Linked DNA regions of Mus musculus: region 1 is linked to region 2. The links are chromatin contacts, found by Hi-C or POLR2A ChIA-PET in ENCODE. All regions are on one chromosome and are shown on one strand. Each heading gives the region's core, a stretch centred on a gene start or an enhancer-like site at or near the end of the contact. The rest is flanking DNA. Distances are from core to core; before and after follow the strand shown. Region 1 overlaps Pdss2 (prenyl (solanesyl) diphosphate synthase, subunit 2). Region 2 holds the start of Pdss2 (prenyl (solanesyl) diphosphate synthase, subunit 2).

Region 1 (6,097 bases), core at 3,431-5,930, 100 kb after region 2:
GTCTTTTCCTTTCTTAAACTTTACTTTTTAAACTTTATTTTCCTTTCATTAAAATACACACACACACACACACACACACACACACACACACACATTTTTTTTTTGAGAAGAGAACTGAAAGGATTTCTGGCAAGCCAAATTACAATGAAATATGAATCACATGGATATTGAAAGTGCACAGAATACTATATACAATGTTGGTGGGATGAAAAGTATTAGGTTCAAGGTTAGAATTAGATCCTGCTTCATTTTAGGAAACATTAAGATCTAGTAAATTGTAAATTTTTTAAAAACAGAATTCAAGTTTCAAGAGAATAATATTTCTTCTGCCTCCTGTATAATTATATGTTCTAAATTTCTGGACAGGAAAGTGTACTCTTGGCTTATATACTATAATTCAGATTTCCTATAAAATAGAATGCTTAGTGTAGCATGTAAAATTAGAACATGCGCACCTGCTTATTCTTCTTGCAGAAGACCTTGAAATTAAGGCAGGGCTTGAGTTTTTTCCTAGTAGTATAAAGTATGAAATAATGTTCAAGCCAAGAAAATGGAGACCTGAGAACATAAAAAGAAATAATTGTGGCGAGAACACTACTGTTCATTCACCCATGGATTTGAACCCTGGGCCTGTCCACAGTTCCTGATGCCTCTGAGCCAGCCCTGTGTATGCAGTGGCACAGGGGCTTGCATCACCTCCTTTGCAGAGCCATTGTGGCATGGCAGGATACAGATGGCATCCTGAATTTTGCTGCCTAGTAGAGAATCAACATGGACCAATTTTTTTCTCTTTGTCCTTTGATTCTCTCTTCTTTCTCTACCCACACAGACAATCATACCTCTTGTCTAACACTCTCTGTTGTCTTGGGGTGTCTCGTCTATGAATTAGACCTTTAATTTGGATGAACAACGCTAGCCAGGGCTGTCACCCAGGCAGGCACGCTTCTTGTCGCCTTGTGTGGACTAACTCACTCAGTTCTCAGCAGTCCTAAGAGATGTTATCATTCCCATTTAACAGACAGGAGCAGGGAAGTCTAGGCAGCAGAACTGTCTGGAGACCTGAGAAGGAGGGTCGGGCCCCAGCGGAGGCAATGGCCGAGAGGCCTGAGGACCTAAATCTGCCTGAAGCGCCATCTCCCAAGCCACCAGTGTCTTTGTTTTATATGCCACATCCTGTGCCAATAACTTCTCAATGAAAGGAAAGCACAAGACTGTGAATGCCAGTGATATGCCATCAGCCATGGAAGAGATGGAGTTCCAGCGGTTCCTAACACCTTGAAAGAAGCTCTAGAAGCACACAGGCGGGAGCAGAAAGGCAAGAAGGAGGCTTCAGAGCAGAAGAAGGACGACAAAGACAATTCCGGAGAGCAAGACAAAAGCAGAGAGGAGGAGGAGGAAAATGAAGAAAGAAAGAGGAAGAACAGAACGAAGAGGAGGAAATAGCTGAATGGAGAGTGGGCAGACTGGCATGGTGGGAGGGACCTGAGACCCTGAGATGTGTCTGTGTGAAGCCTCTCCCTGCAAGGCAGAGCCATCTTCGGCACTGGTGCCTGAGATAAACTGACCAGAAAGATCAAAACCAGCTCTTCCCAGATGCAGAGCATCCGAGTTACAGAAACCGGTTTTGCTTCACCAGCCTGCAGTTAGGACTTTTTTGTATAAGCGATTCTGTCTGAGTGACTACATAGTTTGGTATTGCTTGTTTACTTAAAGCATATGGCTAGCTAGTTTTTGATCCCATTTCCCTGCCCCTCCAAAAAATAATAACATCCATGTTGCCTGCTGTGTTCCAGGTAACAGAGGCACTAAAGGCTCAGGGGGAAACAACAGGGCTTTGATCATGGCCATCCAGTTTGACGGTACAGTAGTTGACCATAGGAACTTGTGCTTAGAATGGCTGCTCTCTAGGAGATGACTAAGGAGCTGTGAGCGAGCGAACAAGGAAATGTCTTCACCTGATGGTAGCATTACTTACTTGGTGTCTGGCTTTCTAGACTTACTTAGCTTTGTAGTCCTCTAGTGACTATAGATGCTCAGTCGTCTGGGGTGGGTGCACTCCTAGGACACATACTCTTCAATTCTGAGTGTTGATTAGAATCTGTCAAAAAAAAAAGGTGCCAATTCTTAAAAGCAGGGGGCTTAATCTTGGAGGTAACTCAGTGCCTACCATGGTAGGACCTAGTGCTACCTCCTGGAAGGTATAAAATCCCAGATCCATCTCCCAGACTTATGGCTGCTGCTTTTCATTCCCGGGGCCCAAACAAGTTCCAGAGACTTTATTTCCCCCAGGCACAGCCTGTTCTGTCTCCATCTCTCCAGCCTCTGCTTCCCGGCCCTGCTTTCTCCTCCTCTTACTTATTTCATCTTCTGGTCTAAGGACACTGATAACCTATGTCATATTCCAAAGTGCAAGGTCCTCAGATTCCTTAGTTCTAATCTCCTGTCTTCTAATGAGAGTTGAGAAACACCTCTGGACTTTAAGGTGAGTGAAATGGTGCTCAGGAATGTAGCGCCACCGCTGTCGCTTTTTTGTCTGTTGGCCTTTCCTTTCCCCATTGAGTGCTCCAAGCACTTTTTCTGTCTTAGTTGTGCACTTGAGGCTGCCAGGTGATATAATATAGTTGTACACTGTTTACTAGTCAGGGCAATACAGGGAAGTTTGTTGAAAGTGACTGGAGACTGTTGAGAAGATTTTAATGCTTTCTACAAATAAAGAACATTCTTGTTTAAGAAAAAAACAGACAGGAGCTAGTGAAGCACACAGGACAGGGCTGAGGGGAGGAGGGAGGGAGGAGGTATCACTCAAAGTGACATAGCAGGGCTAGGGTTTGAACCCAAGGAGTCATACTCAGAGCCCAAACTCTCAGCCATTTAGCTAAACTCCCTCTGCTCAGCATCTCTTCTCATGTTTATAGGATGGAGGGCAAGAACCAGATCTGCAGGGTTTAGAGAGCCTGGTCCTTTCTAGGACAAAGGCAGCATGGCTTGTAAGAGCGAGGAGAGTGGGCGGGTAGTGCTGGCAGACCTGTGAAGAGACCGTGTCATCGTGTCATCGTGGCCAGGACAAGGAGGACCTGGTGATTTCTGCACTAGAGTGGCAGACCCTTGTAGTGCTCAGCACTCACCAGGACACTTCTGTGGGGAGAGAGGACATCCCTTCTGTCCTTCCCCCTGGCTAACTTGTTACCTATTCCTAAGGACATAGCTCCTGACCTCCATATTAGGTACTCTATTCTAGGCTTCCACAGCATACTGTACAAACGTGAGTGGTCAGACGAGGCCACATGTATTGAGCTCAGATCAGTACACTGAAAACACTTTACACATGTCATCTCATGTGTGTTTCCCAGCAGCCCCACATGGCAGGGTCAGCGGCAGAGGCCTCTTTACCTGGGTGAAGGCTGGACCTTAGGGATGATGGTCAGTAATGTGGCCCGGGTCTACACAGCCAAGAAACAGTAGGTCTGAGATCTAGGTCAGATATTTCTTGCTCTAAGCACGTGCCCTTAGTAACTGTTGTACCTTTGTCAAAGGTTATGTGTGTAATATGTATTTCTTTCTCACAATGAAAACTCCTTAATAACTGTGCTGTATCTCAGTCATAATTTGTATAAAACTCTGTCAGAACTGTGCTTTAAAGAAGAGACAGGATACTTAACAAAGCGTGCTTGTTTCTACTTGCATCTTGCCTTGTATTGCTCTATTATTACTTTTTTGATACGGTGAACTATAAAGCTCCCACACAATTATTTCTTCGTAGGCTTTTTGGACTGAGTTATGCCCGTCAAAGTGCATGTGTTAGAGTCCTAACCCGGCTATGATTGGGTTTGGAAACAGAACTGTTAAGGAAACAACAGAGATTGAGTGGGGTCTCAGGACTGCTGTCCATTCTAAGAAGAGAAACAAAGAGGTCTTTCTTGCCGTGTGCATGTGCCGGAGAGATGACTTGAGACGGGGGCAGTCTGCAACCTGGGAACTCTTGCCAGAAGCTGAAATCTTCTGCCTTTTTGATTGTGAAACTCCAGCCTCTAGGACTACAAGAAACTGTCTAGCTTGAAGTTGAGTTGTTTCATTTATCTTGTTACTGTTATTGGTAACCCAGGCAGTTTAGTAGGTGATGCTAGATTTGGGGGCTTTGGAGTTATTATTGCTATGACCAGAAGCAGGTTGGACAGGAGAGGGTTTATTTGGCTCACACTCTGCATTACTGTTCATCATCAAAGGAAGTCAGAGTGGGAGGCAGGAGGCAACGCAGGAGCTAAGAGGAGTGCTGCCTACTGCATTATCCCTGCTGATGCGGAAACTGTGGAGGAATGCAGCTTGCTAGAGTATTCCTCCTGGTCTGCTCAGCCTGCTTTCCTACAGAATGCAGGAAAGCCACTGCAGGGGTGGCATTGCCCACACTGCGTTGGGCCCTCGCATGGATCACTAATTAAGAAACTACCCTTCAGGCTTGCCGACAGCCAGGGCTTATGTATGCAGTTTCTCAATTGAGGCTCCCTCCTCTCAGATGACTCTGACTGGCACTCCTTAGAATCTAAGTCAAATGTTGTTTGAAGAAGTGTTCACAATTGACTGTTTAACATGTTGAGTATCTAACTGCAGGAGTACATAACTCAAGATATGCTGTTAAAAATAGAAGAAGAGGTGGGAATGCTGTGCTTGTGTGGCGTGTGCAGGCCCTGGGCTCATCGCTGCAGTTGAAGAGAATCCCGGTGGAGGGAGAGAAGGAGCGTCATCAGATTGTAGAAGCACAGAAGGCTGAGTTGCTGGTTATAAGGCAGCTGAGTGTGGGCAGCATGGCTGCCCCAGCTTTTCCTCCTCTCAGGACTCCTGCCTTAGTCATTTTCTGTGGCCAAGTACAATACAGGGGCAATTCAATTGGGGCCCACTCAAATTATATTAAACTTAAGGCCAAGGAAAGCTGAACAGGTACAGTTTTTAATCTTTTTTTCTTTGAATATTTTTTAAAAGTCATGGTCCAATGTAAGAACTCTCTGTGTAGCTGAGGCCATCCTTCTACCCCGGGTGCTAGGACCACCAAGCCCTCTCTCTGTAGTGCAGGGGTCAGATGTGCTAGAAAGCTTCGTTTTTCACCTACGAGGCTTTTCTTCAGAAGTATGAAGGCAAAGGGCTAAGTTAGCCTCATTCCTTCCTTTACTCTTCTAAACTCGATTAACTCTGTAGGATTGCTCTGATTAATAAGATGGCCTCTGTTTAAAGGCCACAGCAGGGCACTTGCATCTAGACAAAAAGGGTACTGATGAAGTTAGGCAGTAAGCCGGCCTGACGATCTGATCACTAACTGCCAGTGAGTCTCCTGTTGTCTCTGACACCCAACTGTCAACCCTCATTTCCTTAGCTTAGGTAATAGAGTAAGAGCTCGTCCTTCTCCTTTGTCTCTGCATGCGGATGACGGTTGGCAGAGGATGGCAGCTCCAGCTCTTTAGCTTATCTAAATCCTGTGGGCCCTGACCAGAAAGGCGGCTAGCCCGGCTTCTCTTGTGTTCTCTTTGCTTTTCTTCATGCTTTGAAGAGAGATTACTTCCCCACCCCCACCCCCAAACATTGAAGATACATTTATTTAGGCTTGTAGAAGTCAGTAAAAATTTGGTAGAACAGAACAGCATTTTTGAGACAGTGTTCATAAACAGTTAAGAAAGCTGTAGAGCAGACATGAGCTTGGAATGGATTGCACCCAAGCCCATGCCCCATCCTATTTCAGCTTCAGTTTTCCAGCAGTGTTCAACCTGCACAGCATCTGCCAGCTCTGTGCATTGTCTGGCAAGGACAGTGAACTGTTAGGACCAGCAGCTACTTGCCTGTAGCCCCAGAGACCTGCTGTAACCCCAAGAATGGGATGGGGTTGGGAGCAGGCAGCAAGTGTCCTGCTTCTCAGGGCCAGCCTTCTGTTGCCCACCCTCAGGAGTTGCCGCTGACTGTGTAACACCATTCCGGCATCATGGGCATCATGGTCTGTAGTGTTCATGCTACAGTGTGCTCTCCACTGACTGTATAATCCCGTTCTGGCATCACGGACTATGGCATTGACACTACAGTGTGCTCTCCATAGTTGTCTTGTTGACTGGATTTGTCA
Region 2 (5,789 bases), core at 1,713-4,212:
TATGGATTTTACTTACTCTGAAAGATCCACATACCTAACAACTCTCTGCATATAACATGTAGGATTAGAAAGTAATAGCATCTACATTTCTATGAGCCATAAGAATGAAGTTAAAGATCTTTTTGTAGCTCTGTTCTTCCAGGGAACATATTCTACGGACGGCGTATGATGAAAATATCATTTTTTAAAAGTCATTAGTTATTTGCTTGGTATGGTTATGACATGGCAACTTAATATGTAGTTACATCATTTGCTTCTGTGAATTTTCAAATTCTAGGAATTAGATTTTTCTTCTGTATTTAAAATTATTTAGAATACATAACATGTATACATGATTTGAAAACCAAATCTACATAGCCAAGGATTATAGAATAGTTACCAGTCTCCTTGCTGATCTCTGTTCCTTCCTGTTCAGAATACATGCCAAAATACATTCACAGTCTTATCTATTTCACAAAAAAATGTGTTATACTACTCTGTACTTTGCATTTTTAATTTGATGTATATCCTGAAAGATACAGGGGTGATCCTCTTTCGTCCAGTTGTGCTCGAGTGCCCACTTTGAGGTCTGGATTATTTTCTATTAAAATCAATACAGCAATGAACAACCTTTTGCTTTAGTTACTTTGCCTTTTGGAATAGGTTCCTAGAGTTGATATTTCTGGGTCATAATGCAAATGTGTATACAATACTGTGATTATCTAACTGCTGTGTGCTACTTTGCATTCTTAGTGGTATTAGATGTCCTTACTCCTCACAGCCTGTCACTTGAAATTCAGACATCTCTTTAGCTATAAAGATTGAAGGATATATATATATATATATATATATATATATATATATATAAATCAGGAGGACTAAAGAACAAATATCATTTTAATTTTCCAAAACTGATTACCACTAGATACAATGCAACCTTTTAACTGTTAAGTATAAAGGAAAGTGCTGGTTATTTAAAGTAAATGGGAGCAGAAGTCCCATGAATAATCAAAAACGTGGCTAACAGACCAAGACCAGAGAATAATGCACTTGGCTTTTGTGAAGAAATTAAAGTACATACTGTGAATTTTCATTAAAGCAAATGTGTGAAAAGTTACTCTTAAGGTACCATGATCTTGAAGAAGCAGCCTCAGATGCTCGATATATTACACTCAGTCTCTCTCTTTCTCTGGATTTTTCTGACTTCCTTCTCCTTGGACAACCCAGCTTAGGTCTTAGAACTCTTTAGAATGATAAAATATTTCACCTTTTACATTTATTTTTACATAGTAGTATACTTGGATTTTATTGCTAGGAATCTTACATAGGAACTCCCTTATGGGGAGACTGTTTTTAAATATAATTCACCTTTAATTAATATGCTGTTTTATCTATGGAGCCCTCACTCTGGAGCCCTGGCTAGCCTAGAACTGGCTATGTAGACCAGGCTGCTCTTGAACCTAGAGATCCTTCTGCCTCTGCCTCCTGAGTGCTTGTAAGCACCACCATTCCTGGCTCAAAAACAGAATCTTTAAATCACAGGAGACTTGGCACTCAAAGGGAGTTTGCCGCTAAACCTTCTGTGGCTAAAAGCATCTTGTGTGAACAATTTCTCTTTGTTTTTCTAGTTCATTTACATAATGTGAGCTTAAAAAATACCAACTATGAATTTTGAAAGCTCACATGAATTTTAAAAACCATTCCTGAGTGTAAAATGTAGGTAACAAGTCGTTTATTATTTTTATATTACTGATCTTAATGTTACTTTTTTCTTCCCAAGGGATTGAATTTAAGGTTTTGTAATTTTTAATTTTTTTATGATTAACAAGGACTTCAACACTTGTTTTGTCTAATTAGAAAGGGCAAGATGCTAGACGTGCTTGAATAGGTGGCACCCGAAGAGCAGAGTGGCCCTCTGGCCCTCGTCTGTAATCCCAGGACTTGAGAGGTGGATGGGGTCAAGAAGTTACAGGTCAGTTTGCTACACAGTAAGAAGTCTCAGGCCACTGTGGCCTAGGGGAAAAAAAAAACGTTCCATCCAACACTGAAAGCGTCGTCACACTGACAATTTTACTTTAGCAATGAGAAAGAATTTTTGGTAACATATTACTTAATGTTGTGGTTAAGAGTATGTATTCAAATAACCAAATTGTTAGGTCGGGTATGTGGTTCCGAAGTAGAGCACTAGCCTAGCATTACTGCATGAGGCCTGGCCTCTATCCCTAGTACCCAAAGGAGAGGAGAAAAAAAGATACCAGATCCTCTAGGTTCACATTTTGCTTAATGTGACCATAACAACTTACAATTTGGCTGTGCCTCATTCCGTTCCCCCCCATCCCCCCTAAAATCCGGGGAATAGTATTATCTTTAAAACTCAACAAAAGATTAAGTGAGCTAATATGTGAAATGCACTCATGCCAGTGAATTTTCAGTCCCGGAGCAAGCGACGTTTCATTCCATTCTCACAGCATCCTTATTTTCTGGATTTTTCACAGAAATCCTGGCACTTCGGCCAGGAAGCTGAGGGAAGCAGGGCTCAGCCTCACCGATCCACTTGCGTTCCAGCTCTGGGGGGGCCGCGGAGGAGACGTCGTCGCCCAGCTAGCGGGGCCGCCCTCCCGGGTCCGCGGCCCCCACCAAGGGCCTAAGGCGCCCAGGAGCAAAAGGCTTCCGGACGAGCCTGCGCCACGGGCCTACGATCTCGCCGCGGACCCACGATACAGACATTTATTTACATAAGCTTCACTCTGCGTTGGGCCGGGAGAAACGCTGCAGAGACCCCGAGAGCGCCTAGATCCAGGGCTAGCGGGGTGCCAAAGGGCGGACACCGACGTCCTGGGGCACAGGCTCCCTTCCATCTCTCGCCTTCCGGTCATCACTGAGGGTCCGCCCCTTAGTGGGGAGGTCCCAGCTGTGCCGTAAAGTAAAGAGCACTCTTTGCCGCTCATCAGCCCGCCCCTATCTTTACGGCAGGCCGCATTTCATGCCTCCAACATGGCGCCCCCCATGTAGGCACTGGCTGTGGTTACCAGCGCAGGTATCCAGTGCAGTTCTGAGCAGCCGCTGGGGTTACGCCAGTCTGCGCTGCAGAAGCAGCAAACGTTATTCCTGGTTACGGCTCCAGAAAGCCATACTTCTCTGAGGGTTTGGAATCGCCGTCTCCTGTTAGATTCTGAAAGTTTCTCCTCAGCCCTTGTTTGCTTCCCGTGTCATTTCTGGCCACCTTCCTCAGGTCCCCGACCCTCTCAGACTCAAAACTATGAGCCTCCGGCAGCTGCTGTTGCGCTTGTCCGGTTACCTCGGGGCTTCAGGTCCCCCCAGTCGCCACTGGTGGTACTTCAGATCCCTCGACAGCATCTCCTCGGCGGGCTCCTGGCGCGGGCGCTCCTCCAGGTCACCGGCCCATTGGAACCAGGTGGTGTCCGAGGCGGAGAAGATCGTGGGCTACCCCGCATCCTTCATGAGCCTGCGCTGCCTGCTGAGCGACGAGCTCAGCAATATCGCCATGCAGGTGCGGAAGCTGGTGGGGACGGGACACCCTCTGCTTACCACTGCCAGGTGAGCGACCCATGGTAACTCTGGGTCTGGCCAGTTCCTTGATTCTAACTTTCTTTTGAACTTTTAAGGTATTCTTTGGTGTCCCTTTAACATTCTTCTACTTGGCCCAGGATAAATGGTTTTCGTAAAAGAAAAACTTGAACGTGTTTTACAGTTTCTCTTCACTTTTAGAGATGCAGATGCTTCATGGCTTGTCAAGGTATCAGAGATGTATACTTATTTAGTCACAGTCAAGAAGTGGTATTTTAAAAATGGAATAGAGCCGGGCAATGGTGGTGCATGCCTTTAATCCCAGAGCTTGGGAGGCAAAGGCAGTGCGATCTCTGAGTTCAAGGCCAGCCTGGTCTACAGAGCAAGTTAAGCTGTTTACCTACAGAAAGATTAAGACAAGAGAGACAGGCAGAATAGACAGCTCCGGGCAGTGGTGGCGCACGCCTTTAATCCCAGCACTTGGGAGGCAGAGGCAGGCGGATTTCTGAGTTCGAGGACAGCCAGGGCTACACAGAGAAACCCTGTTTCAAAAAACAAACAAACAAAAAAACCCCCAAATATCCAGGTATTGGACTATCTAGATTGAAGTCAGTTTCCTCTGACGCTTTTACCACTTAATGCCAGACTAGTGTTAAACTTGTCACTAGGGTTTAAAAAAAAATTTATCACTTAAAAAACAACTCATACCTCATGTTTCGTAGTTTATTTCAAGCACACAGAAAAGTTATGAGAATAAAACTAGTACAAAGAGGATTAGGGGAGATGTCTTTGCCAAAGTACTTGTTGAACAAGTCCTACAACCTGGTTTGGATCGCCAGCAACAAAAGTGGAGGTTTTTCATACCAGTACTGAGGATGTGAAAACTGGAGATCTCTGCAGTGTGATGGACATTTCGTCTAGCTAAACCAGCAAATTCAGTGCTAAACAAGAAACTCCTTCTCAAACTCAAAAGTGAAAAAGCAAACAAGAGCTGGACAAAAAGATGGCAGGTGGGCTTATGAATGTTCAAAACCACTAGCCATAGGAGAATTGCAGATTTACATTACTATGAGATCTGTCACAAAGTTAAGAGGAATGAAATACAGATTTACAGAAGGACATCCTGGTGAAGAAACAGAAAAACTAAATTTGGCATGTATGTAAATCAGTATGGCCAATCTGGAAAATGGAAATTTCTTATAAGATTAAATTAAATAAGATTAAATTATACATCTTACCATCATACTCATAAACATTTATCCTAAAGAAATAATTAAAAAAAAAACACCTTGTCTATATCAGAATCTATACAGGGGTGTTTATAGTGTTGAAAGTTGGCTGTAAATTTGCCAAAGTCTTGACAGCAAAATGTTGATAATTAAGAGAATGATACTCAGCGTGGGTATTTGGGATAGCCCCAACCTGACCAACTCAAACGTCATTTATTGGTCAATGGTTGATCAAACTGTGATATATCCATAACCATAAAGCTCTATTTGGTGGAGCTGAAGAGATGTCTCAGTCATTAAATTGCCTACTGTGCAAGCTTGAGGGCCTGAGTTTAGATTCCAAGTACTGACAAAAAAGCTGGTTGCCAAGAAAGTGTGTGCAAGTGGGTTTTGTAGCCCAAGTATTAGGGTGCAATGTGGAAACAGGCTGTGCCTTTGAGCCCATTGGCCAGCCAGCCTACATAATTAATGAGTTCAATGAGAGACCTTGTCTCAAAATATAAGATGGAGCAAGATAAAGAAAATACTCTTGCCTCACATGTATACACACTTGTTAAAACCTGCATGTGTTCTCTCAAATACAAATGCAATTTGATTTTTTTTTTAAAAAAATTGATATCACTGTGTACACCTGAATGAGTCCTAAAGGGGTTATGCAAAGTGAAGAGTTTTTATCCTCCCCAAAATTAGGAGTTAACATGTGACTCGGCCATTCTTCCTCTAAGTATATTTCTAAAAGACTTGAAAACAGAGTCTCAGATAGTTATATATTTATGTTTCTAGTATTGTTTCCAATAGGCAGAAGGTAGAAGCTGATCATGTGTTCATTGGTGGGTAAATCTATTAATGAAATGTAGTATATGCATACATTGGAATGTATGTATTCAAATAACCAAATTGTTAGGTTGGGTATGTGGTTCCGAAGTAGAGCAAGGTGCATAGATCAGTTAAGGATGAATTTCTGCTCCTTGTTTGAGCAGGTGAAAGGCACCTGTCTTTTTTATGAGTCAGCTTGATTAATAACCAAATTGTAATAAATCTTCATTCATGCCA

What was found. A loop is a pair of places that touch in the nucleus more often than their neighbours do. ChIA-PET counts read pairs that join two places held with the same protein, here RNA polymerase II (POLR2A).
Region 1: a map of left cerebral cortex shows a loop between it and region 2 (5-fold over the local background). The contact joins the enhancer-like site here to the promoter of Pdss2 in region 2. A Hi-C loop is called at or near these places in 1 of 37 maps with a recorded cell type or tissue (left cerebral cortex). POLR2A ChIA-PET finds 5 or more read pairs at or near these places in 1 of 5 experiments (Patski).

The regions. Positions count from the first base shown.
Region 1 is chr10:43,318,269-43,324,365 of GRCm38, forward strand. The region is part of intron 2 of Pdss2 (prenyl (solanesyl) diphosphate synthase, subunit 2); the gene reads left to right. It overlaps Gm40631 (a long non-coding RNA gene), which reads right to left. Exons shown (of 3, transcript XR_871611.3): 3 at 1,930-2,098. Among named protein-coding and RNA genes, the nearest start is that of Gm40631, 21 kb to the right of the region's middle. Within about 2 kb of position 4,681, at least 1 of the 3 ENCODE cell types and tissues checked has a DNase peak (open chromatin) inside an H3K27ac peak, as active enhancers do; it is left cerebral cortex, where a contact is called at or near this core.
Region 2 is chr10:43,218,524-43,224,312 of GRCm38, forward strand. Pdss2 (prenyl (solanesyl) diphosphate synthase, subunit 2) reads left to right here and starts at 2,963. Exons shown (of 8, transcript NM_027772.2): 1 at 2,963-3,537. The coding sequence starts at 3,239.